Regions from separate parts of the Mus musculus genome. Here region 2 is linked to region 1. Evidence: chromatin contacts called from ENCODE POLR2A ChIA-PET data. All regions are on one chromosome and are shown on one strand. The core of a region is the stretch at or near the end of the contact, and the rest is flanking DNA. Distances in the headings are between cores, read along the strand shown. Region 1 holds the start of 1810021M19Rik (a long non-coding RNA gene). Region 2 has its middle 13 kb from the start of Platr29.

The links. ChIA-PET counts read pairs that join two places held with the same protein, here RNA polymerase II (POLR2A).
Region 2: POLR2A ChIA-PET joins it to region 1 with 14 read pairs in Patski. The contact joins the enhancer-like site here to the promoter of 1810021M19Rik in region 1. POLR2A ChIA-PET finds 5 or more read pairs at or near these places in 4 of 5 experiments (Patski and embryonic stem cell).

The regions. Positions count from the first base shown.
Region 1 is chr2:165,884,305-165,889,850 of GRCm38, reverse strand. It overlaps 1810021M19Rik (a long non-coding RNA gene), which reads right to left and starts at 4,122. Exons shown (of 3, transcript XR_866948.2): 1 at 2,494-4,122; 2 at 1,377-1,583. Zmynd8 (zinc finger, MYND-type containing 8) reads left to right here and starts at 5,013. Exons shown (of 23, transcript NM_001363020.1): 1 at 5,013-5,243. The coding sequence starts at 5,230.
Region 2 is chr2:165,965,785-165,970,596 of GRCm38, reverse strand. No RefSeq gene overlaps it. Among named protein-coding and RNA genes, the nearest start is that of Platr29, 13 kb to the left of the region's middle. Within about 2 kb of position 2,701, at least 1 of the 3 ENCODE cell types and tissues checked has a DNase peak (open chromatin) inside an H3K27ac peak, as active enhancers do.

The DNA of each region.
Region 1 (5,546 bases), core at 2,873-5,372:
TTTTCTTTCCTTCCTTCCTTCCTTCCTTCCTTCCTTCCTTCCTTCCTTCCTTCCTTCCCCCTGGCTGTCCTGGAACTTGCTATTTAGACCCGTCTAGCCTAGAACTCACAAAGTTTTGCCTCTCCCAAGTGCTGGGGTTAAAGGTATATGTTTATATTCCTGGCCCTATTTTGTGGTATGCCTGTTAAACCTGTGGATAGATGGTTTACAGTTTAATAATCCAGGACTGGCGCTGGGTTCTGTTTTGGGCACTGTGGTGATGGGCTCTCAGAGATCTTCAGGATAAACATTGGACCCGGGCTTCGTTTCTGGCTGCTTCGCTGTCCCGTGCAGTATGGGCTGCAACCCAGTGTCCCTAGCCTCTCCTTATTCCATACCTGGAGCATCTGCACCCTCAGCTCCTAGCTGTGGCAATCCAGAACCTCTTCAGAGGTTACCACATGTCATTTGGGAGGTGAACGCTTTCCTCCATTGAGAGCCAATGGTCTAATGGGAGGGAGAGGCAAACAGCAAAGCAACAGGGACGGCAGCAAAGCAGCTCTGGGTAATACTGAACTGTCTTCCTTCTGACTTTGTTTTGACCCTCTGTCACACTGTCTCTCTCTCTCTCTCTCTCTCTCTCTCTCTCACACACACACACACACACACACACACACACACACACACACACACACACCCTGTGCTGTCGGCCATCTGCCTGATGGGGCACAGGCTGTTCGTCTTACCACCTGCCCTTTGCCCCCACCCTTCCTATTCTCCCTCTTGCCACTGATCTAATTCTGCCAACCCTTTCTAGAAGGAAGTAAAACCATGCTCTCTCTCTCTCTCTCTCTCACACACACACACACACACACACACACACACACACACACACACATGCACACACTCCTCCCAAGGCAGACATCTTGTCTTAAGGAGGAGGCACAAGTTTTGTCTGCCTCTGGCTGTAACAGGATGCTGTCAGTTTCGTCCTTAAAGGTGGGCCCTGCTGTCACTGTCCCCTAGGTTGGCTCTGGTTCCAGTTAGCCAAACAGAAACGACACAAAACCAGGATATTTTAAACCCCATCCCTGCCTCAGTTCCCCCTCATTTCAACGCAGACAAGAAGCCCGCTGCTTGCCTGCTTGCCCGAGGCAGATAAGTCCAGAGTGCCTGCTTCCTAGTTGCTGCCTAAGCTATCTGGGGATGCAGCTTGCAGAGGCCGCTCCTGCTGCTGCTGCTGCCGCCGCCTGGCTGCCTGCCAGAGGCTTTGAGAACCATCTCAGGGAGGCCTGGCCTCTGCTAAGTGAGGCGCAGGGGAGGCAAGCTGGACCAGTCTCTCCTCTCCTCCGAGGCTGTCTTGACCCAGCGAGGCTCCCGGAACACCAGGTTCTGACCTTGTGAGAGCCACAGAACTGAGCTCCGTGCATAAGCTGCTGCTTATGGCTTTATTCTGAGACACGGTCTCGCTGCATCGGCCAGGCTGGCCTTGATCTCGCCCTCCAAGAAGCTTAAAGCCAGCCTTGGACTTTCCAGCCTCCTAAGACAGTCCCTCACTCCATCGTCCACCCAGTAGCTGGGATTGCAGGCCTGCACCACCATGCCTAGCAAAAGAGACAAGTTTTAATGTAATTTCATTAGCTCATTATTTATTAATATCACTGAGGAGCCTGCTTGTTTAGGCCTGTGTCGCTTTTCTGTGCAAAGCATTCTGGTTAGGTTTCTTTTTTTCTGTCGTTCCCATTGCCTCGGACTCCCAACCTCAGTACAGTGTACATTCTGGGTCTCAAAATTCCTGGCAGTGCTGGCGGGGGTGGGGTACGTGGGGGTGGGTACTCCTGCAGTGTTTTTATTGTATCTTTGGTTTCTATTCTCTGGGTGTCAGCAGCCAGTTCTTCTCTGTCTGTGACAGCCCAGAAGTCTCCATTTGTCACTTCCATTGGGGGGACGACGGGGACAGATTTTAAGAATTATAAAAAGCATCATTTGAGGTGGCAATCTAACAGGAGGCTTGGACAGGACAGGGGGCTTCCCCGGCTTCTCGTCTGTGATGGGAGGTTGCATCAGTTGAATCCGATGTCTCTCAGCTCTGTGCCTCAAAGCAAAGCCCACCTAAGGGTGGATTGCTAAGAGGAAGATAAGGCTCAACATTGCTCCTGGGAAAAATGGGCCTCAGCCTGGCCTCACTCCCGTGGCTTTCTCCAGAGGCTCAGCGATCCAGGGTTACTACTAGTGTACATGTCAGATCACAGGCATCTGCTAGCTGTGTGACCTTGAGTGGTGCACAGTGTCACTTCTCTGGGCCCTGTTCAAGGTGTAAGCAATCCCTGCCCCGATGAACTTAGCCTCTGAGCAACCCAGATGCGGCCCCTGAGCCCAGGCTTGGAGAAGTAGCCTTGCTTCTCGCCTGTCAGCCACATTCCATTAGGCACTGGATCAGCCTTGGTTGGTAGGCGGACCTCCCGGCTTCCTCCTCCATCGGTGTTCTTCCCAGAATCCCGTCTGCAGCCTTACCTTTGTCTCTTGTCTCCAGCCCAGTTACATTTCCCAGATAACCTCAGACAAGCCTGAATGGCAGCAGCATTCCTCAAACAAAGCTGCCCCAATAGGTCACCAGCATATGCCGGCAGCTTCCTGCTCTTTGCCCTAGAAAACAGTTCAAGTGATCAGAGCCTGGGAGAGAGGGAGGGAGGGAGGGAAAAGGGAGAGGGAGAGCACGGGAGTACGTGTGTGTGTGTGTGTGTGTGTGTGTGTGTGTGTGTGTGTGTGTGTGCGCGCGCGCGCGCGCGCGCTCCCGCTTACACAACAAGCTTTAATCCATGCGCTCCCCTGCTGTGTATGTATTCTCTTTTCCAATTGGGAAGTTAGGTGTCCCCAAGACCTATCAGCAACTCCGTGTGTTGTCGCCTCCCCTCACCCCCCAAGCCATACTTCATATGGCTGATAGTAGAGTCCGAAGCCACATGAAGGGGAGGGTGCCCGGATCAGGCCTCAGGTTCCCTGTTTGGTCCCAGTAAGGTTTCCCTCCCCAGTAAGAGCCGACCCTTCCCTTTGGGTGAAGCCAGGCCTGTTGTCCTGAGTGCCTTTGTCAGGCCTAGTGGCTCTGGAGTTGTCCCCTGCTGCTATCGACCTCAGCTGGTTCAAACAAAATCCTGTCTCCTTTCCAAAGCCAGGGTTTTGTCCTGCAGTACTGTGTGTTTAGATTCCTGGCTGGGTCTGGAGCCTGAGAGCAGATTCCCCAGCCAGGGAGAGTGCACACTGGCCTGCTGGGCATCTGTTGTCCTTGGGGGGCAGGGAGAGCAAGCCATCAGCTCAGCCCTTCAATTCCTTTGAGGAAACGCCTGGGGAGGCAGGAATGAGTCCTAGTTTCAGTAGCTGAGGGGGACTTTATTGCTTTCTGGGTCCACCTCCTGGTGTCTGGCTGCATCAACTGCCGGCCCCTGAAGAAAGGTGTTTATTTAGCGTCTTTTTTTTTTTTTTAAGAATCTTGTTAATTAAGGATGTTGTTGTTTTTAAAAAAATAGCTAAGAATAGGAGAGAGCCTTGGACAGTTTTTGATTCTCCTCTGTGCCTTTTCTACAAATGACAGTTTTTAGGAAAGAATCAGGCACTGGTCTCCCACCCAGCACCATCGGGGAGAATTCTAAGCAGGTCTGAGGAACTAGTTAATATTTTACTGGGGAGCAGAGCCAGAGATGGGGGGAGTAGGGGGACTGCCAATGTGAGGCTGTGTGTGTGAAATTGCCCTTCCATCTGCCTTAGGGGACGAAAAGAAGCAGTTCTCTGTGGAAATAAATTGAAGCAAGAAGCCTTACGAAGCCCAGGGGATTTGTCTGCCCACCAAACAGGGCCCAGTTTCCCCCCAGAACACACATACAGGGGCGATTGTGGCAGAAAGGGCCAACCTGTGGGTGTGTAGGCCTGACTATAATGGACGGGCTTGTTTCCTGGCCCGGTTTGACATCTTTCTCTGTCCCTCTGGATTTAAATGGCTTCTCTGACTGAGAGGCACTGCCTGTATGCCCTGGATTCACAAGGTCCACGCCTCCTTGGGAAGCAGAAGCGAGACAGCAGCTAGCTAGCTCCCTCTCTCTCTCTCTCTGCATCTGCCCGGAGAGCTGCAGCTGGTATTTTTCCACAGGCCCTTTTCTACAATCTCAGGGCCTAGTTTTTCCCAGCGAGGCCCAGAGTCCCAGAGAGGGTTAACAGGCAGGAAGCTGAAGGCATCACAGACTAAGACGGAAGTCAGATTTTTGTTTAACTGACAGGTTTAGCAGGCCTCATCGGTGGGGGGAGGGAGCAGAGGGAGGGAAGACTTAAATGGAGGCATGTGGCCTGCTAGCAACGCATTTGGCTTTTCTTAGGGTAAGCCTGGAGAGGGTATCTCCCTTGCCATCCTGACAGAGCCCTTTTTGGTTTGTCTTTGAGGATCGGCTGAGGGGTGGCGGTGAGAGGTTAGAGGTCTCCCAGTTTTGCAAATGGCTCTGTGGGCCTGCCTTTTTTCCAAGAGCCACTTTGACCATGACTAGGCAAACTTGATCGCTCCACCTCACAGCAAGCTGCACCTCTCAGCTCCCTGGAACCTGGGTGCCCCTTGCTGATTTGTTGGGGCTCCCTCGGGCTGCCTGTCTCACTCCCCGCGCGCGCCCCCCCCCCCCGCCCCCCTCAGAGGCCTGCGTCTGGCCTTGTCCCTATTGCTTCTGCCTCCCTGGGGCTCTCTCCACCCCTAAGCTCGACTTTGTCCTTTGAGACCCACTCAAGCTGGCTTGTTCTATAAAACGGCCTGCTCGCCTTCTTAGAGAAGGACTTGTGTGTGGGGGCAGGCGTGGATGGGTCAGCCAGCCCACCCCAAAAGGGCCCTTCCCAGTGGCGCGCTGGCTTCAGGCTTTGCTGGAGCAGGTCAGGCTGGCTGCACGGGTTTGCCTGGCCTGGGGGATCGAGCCAGGGGGTGGGAGAAGTGCTTGTGGAGGCCCCTGTCCCAAGTTTTCCCTCCTGCAGAAGGCCTAGCTTAGCCTGTCTTTTTCTATGCACAGGATGGCTCTTGCTCACCCGAGCCTCACAAAGATAATCGCTCAGGAAGTGTTTCAGCCAATCGGCGGCGGCTTTACACTCCGATTGGCCGGGGCAGCCAATCGGGGATGAGCTTTTATTAGGCGGCCAGATCATCAGCCGAAGTGCCAAACCCTTTTTCTGTGAGAACTAGGAGCCTGTCCTCCATGTTTTATAAGTATTGACATTACACAGTTAACAATGCATCCACAGAGGTAAGCTCGGCTTTTTAACCATCTTTTCCCCCCTCCCTCCGAGTCATCGAGTCGTGGACTAGCAGTGTGATTTCTCTGTAGCCTGGCTCTGCCACACTTCCCCCCCCAGAGCACTTAGGGTAACTTGGGACTGTTTAGAGAGATTTTTTTTTTCCTTTTTGGGTCACATGGCTAAGTAGCCATTAGCCATAGCTTGATTTTACAGACTGGTGAGGGCTTGGAATACCTTTATTTTGACCAGGACAAAGAATTTCTGGACTAGTTTGAAGCTAGATCCTGGTATGCCAAAAGAGAAGCTATTAT
Region 2 (4,812 bases), core at 1,452-3,951, 82 kb before region 1:
ACTATGTAACTCTGGCTATCCTGGAATTCACCATGTAAACCAGTCTAGCCTTGATCTCACAGAGATCCAGCAGCCTCTGCGTCTGCCTCCCGATCACCACTACCCTCAGCTCCTTCATCTACATTCTTATCTGTTTGGATCAGAAAAAAGACCCCACTTTTGGGTTCAAAGGGACAAGATAAGCTTTGGCTAGTCAGAGTCTTATACTCCTCTTTGGTGTACTGATCGTTCCAGAGAAGTGCTTGTGTTTTTGCTTTGTTGATTGGGTTTTGTTTGAGATGAGGTTTCGTGTATGTCAGGCGGCCCTCAAACTGCAGATACATCTGAGGGTGAGTTTGAACTTCTGATTCTCCTGCATGCCAGTAATGAGCCGAGCCACACCCGATTTCCCTGGGGCTGGGGCTTGAGCCCAGGGCTTCAAGCTTGCTAGGCAAGCTCTCTACAGACTCAAGTGAGGATCTGAGGCTCCGCTCTGTTTGTGTTGTTTAGCCTGAGATGAAGTCTCAGCCTGGAGTTACTCTGAACTCGATATCCCCGAGATTACGGATCAGCCGCCCACCGGAATTTCTGAGCTAAGCATGCGGGTACATTTCTCCTTAACGATGTTTCTGCTTCCTTGTGTTCTGTTATTCACGAGTGAACGGCGTGACATTTATACGATAGATATAAGTTGAGGGATATAAAGCTAGTTGCGTTCTAGGCCATCAAGATGGCACAGAGGGTGGACCTGTTTGCCAAGCAGCCTGACCACCTGAGTTTGATCTGAGAAGTCCCACAGTACAAAGAGGGGTCCGCATACCATGGCAGGAGCTTGCCTGCCCTGTCACCCATAGTAATAACAAATACAATTCAATTTTAAAGTTTCAAGAGTCATCGTTTCAGCACTCGGAAAGCTGAGGCAGGAGGCTTACTTGAAGGTCAGGAAAAGAAAAGGGAAAGTAGGCCTGGGGAAGTAGCTAGGTTAGGAGCCTATCAGCAACCACACCCTAGGACCGGGTGTGACCGAGAAAGCCAGCGTTCCTCGCTCCAGGGAGGCACGGGCGAGGTCAGGAATTCAGGGTATTCCTTAGTTACACAGCTAGTTTAAGGCCAGCCTTGTGACCCTAGCCCAAGGAAACAAAAAGAAGAAAGAAAGAAAGAAAGAAAGGAAGGAAGGAAGGAAGGAAGGAAGGAAGGAGAAAAGGAGATGGAGGAAAGGAGGGAGAGGGAAAAGGGAAAGAGAAAGTTAAAACCAGAGACCAGAGCTGGTGAGAAGCCCCAGAGATAAATAGAGATGCTCACTCACTCTCAATCTGAGATCCCTCCCTTGGACCTATAAAGTGTTGGGAAGACCTAATTCATGAATGTTAGTCCTTTGCCAGTTCCACTTACACACACACACACACACACACACACACACACACACAGGCAAATAGCTAATTGACTAAATAAATAGAAGCAACTGCCAGAGAGATAGAGAGATCCTGGGCGGGGAGGAAGCCAGGGAGAGAGTGCTTCCCTCCTGGAGTTCTAGCTAATAGCTGACATTCATTGCCTGCAGGCAGGTCACATGCTGCCCGTGACTAACCCTGGGGCTAAGGAAATGCTGTCCACTGATGACTCAACTAACCGGAAGCCAAGTTTGGGAGTGTTTGGTCAGTTTAGCTGTCCTCAAAGAACCATGGGTTGTGAGGCCCTATCCCCAGCATCACATACACACACTAGACACACACCAGACACACACTCACAAGCAACCCCCACAAAGACACCTCCACATACCCCCACACCCATACACACACCTCACATACCCCACAGATAGGAAACACACACACACACACAAACTACATACCCCATAGACATACAACACATACGCACCGGACACACAAACTCACACACATACAGCCCTCTCACACAAACCACACAGGCACCCGTATACTCCATACACACCCCCCACATTCATACAAACACACGAGACACACACCTCACATATCCCAGATAGCTCACACACAAGTTCACACACAAGCCAGATACACCACACATACAAACACACAATTACATACAAACCACACACCCCAAACACGCCACACACACACAATAATTTAGGAGTCGGAGTTTTGTTCTGTTCCATAAGTGGTGCTTGGACTGAGTACAGATAACATGAGCTTTGTCCTGGACGAGGAAACCATGTGACTTTTGGTGACTACAAGAAAAGGCATACGGTTGGTGGGCTTCCTGGTACAGCTTTCTTTAGCGCAGGGAAAGCCTGGCTTTCATTTCAACACTGTAAAAAAAGATACAGGAGCTGGGTGTGGTATTGCCTCCTTTAATCTCAGCACTAGGGAGGCAGAGGCAAGGGGATCTCTGGGACTTTAAGGCCAGCCTGATCTACATAAATTCTGGGAATACCTAGAGAGACTCTGTCTCAAAAAAAAAAAAAAAAAGTGGCTCTCAGCTGCTTGACCAATGAGACTCCAGGTGCTTGATAGGTCATCTTGGGAGAACTGGAGTGTCCCCCTCCTCCTCCCCCTCCCCCCTAGAGCCTTCTATCAGAGCCTTGCAGCAAGTAAAGCCCTCACTTCAGCCTTTACATAATAGGCATTTATCTCTTCCTCAAGTTGCCAGCCAGCCAGCAGCCAGTTGATTGACAGCCCTCCTCTGTCCCTGGGGGCCTCTTCGTTGTTGTTTGCTTTGAGTGGTGGCAGGGGAGGAGAGAGGAGGAGGCAGTAGGCCCCAGATTTCTGGCACACACACCAAAGGAGCTTTTGTTTAGCAGGGCAAGACACTGGGCAGTGTCTCCTTCCAGGATGCCACAGGCCTCCAAAGTCTCCAAACTCCCCGATACAAAAGGGCTTCTTTTGTTTTTTAATTAGCTAGTAACGGGGTCTCATGGTGCAGTACAGGCTGGCCTCCCAAATGCCCAAATGCTTTGAGTTCAGTTTTCCTTTTTTTTTTTTCTTTTAGTCAAAGTCTGTATACGGCCCAGGCTGGCCTTGATCTTACAAGGCTACTCCTGCTTCAGCCTGCTAAGTGCTGGGATTAAAGCAGGAGGCACTATGTTTGTTTTGATGGCTTCTTGATTCTCTGCAGACTTGGATGCAGCAGAGAACAACAGCTTTCACCAGCATCCATGGAATCTGAAAGGGTTTGTGCTATCTGTCTGTCTGTCTCTGTCTGTCTCTGTCTCTCTCTCTCTGTCTCTCTCTCTCTCTCTCTCATGCTAAGAATAGAATCCAGGACCTAGAGAGATGACTCAACAGTTCAGAAAATGGGCTACTGTTCCAGAGGACCTGAGTTTGATTCCCAGGACTGACATGTCAGCACACAACTGTCTTTAACTTCAGTCCCAGGGGATCTGACGCCCTCTTCTGGCCTCTTTGGGCACCTGGCATACATGTGGTGCACATACATACAGGCAGGCAAAACACTTATTGATAGATTGACTGGGATTAAAGGCAGTGTATGCCACCAGTGCCCAGCCAAAACACTTTTTTTCCGAGACAGGGTCTCTCTGTGTAGCCCTGGCTGTCCTGGAACTCACTTTGTAGACCAGGCTGGCCTCGAACTCAGAAATCCACCTGCCTCTGCCTCCCGAGTGCTGGGATTAAAGGCGTGTGCCACCATGCCCGGCCAAAACACTTAAATCTTAATTAAAAAAGAAAACAAAGAAGCTGGGCAGTGGTGGCAAAGGCCTTTAATCCCACAGCCAGAGCTACACAGAGAAACCCAGTCTTGAAAGAAAAAAAAAGGAGAGGGGCTGGAGAGATGCTTAGTGGTTAAGAGCACTGTCTGCTCTTTCGGAACACCTAGGTTCAATTCCCAGCATCCAGGGGATCCAACACCCTCATATAGACATACACGCAGGCAAAACGCCACTGTATATAAAATAAAAATAAATTATTCAAAAAAAAAGTGAGGCTGGAGAGATGGCTCAGCAGTTAAGAGCACTGACTGCTCTTCCCGAGGTCCTGAATTCAAATCCCAGCAAACACATGGTGGCTCACAACCATCTGTAATGAGATCTGATGCCCTCTTCTGGTGTGTCTGAAGACAACTACAATGTACTTACATATAATAAATAAATCTTTAGGCCGGGCAGTGGTGGTGCACGCCTTTAATCCCAGCACTCGGGAGGCAGAGACAGGCAGATTTCTGAGTTCGAGGCCAGCCTGGTCTACAAAGTGAGTTCCAGGAGAGCCAGGGCTATACAGTATACAGAGAAACACTGTCTCGAAAAAACCAAATAAATAAATAAATAAATAAATAAATAGATCTTAAAAAAAAAAAAAAAAGTGGAGGCCAGGGCCCTGAAGCATGCTGGGAGCATGCTCTGCTACTGAACTTCACCTATATCGAGGGGTAAACTTGTACATCTCCACGACGACGTGATAGCCACTCATGTCACTACCCTAGTTAGCTCATGAACCTCATGAGATAATTTTTGTTTGTTGGATTGTTTTATGGGTTTTTTGTTTATTTATTTGTTTGTCTTGGTTTTGACACAGGGTCTCTTACAGTGTGGCCCTGTCTGACCTGAAACTTACTAGGTAGACCAGGCTGACCCCAAACTCCTGGAGATACCTCCCCATTACTGGGACTAAAGGTATAAGCACAGCCTGACTTAGTTGATAATTTCTCCCACTTTCTGTTTTTTGTTTGTTTGTTTAATGATTTGTTGAGTCAGGGTCTGGCTACTTAGTCTAGATTCCCACACCAAAATTCCCCTTCCCCCATCTTCTACGTCCTGATGGTCTAAGGCTGGACCACCAGCGCAGCTTTCTACTTTATTATTTCAGTAAGCTACCTGTGGTTTTGGGTAGAAGGGACTTGGGGGTA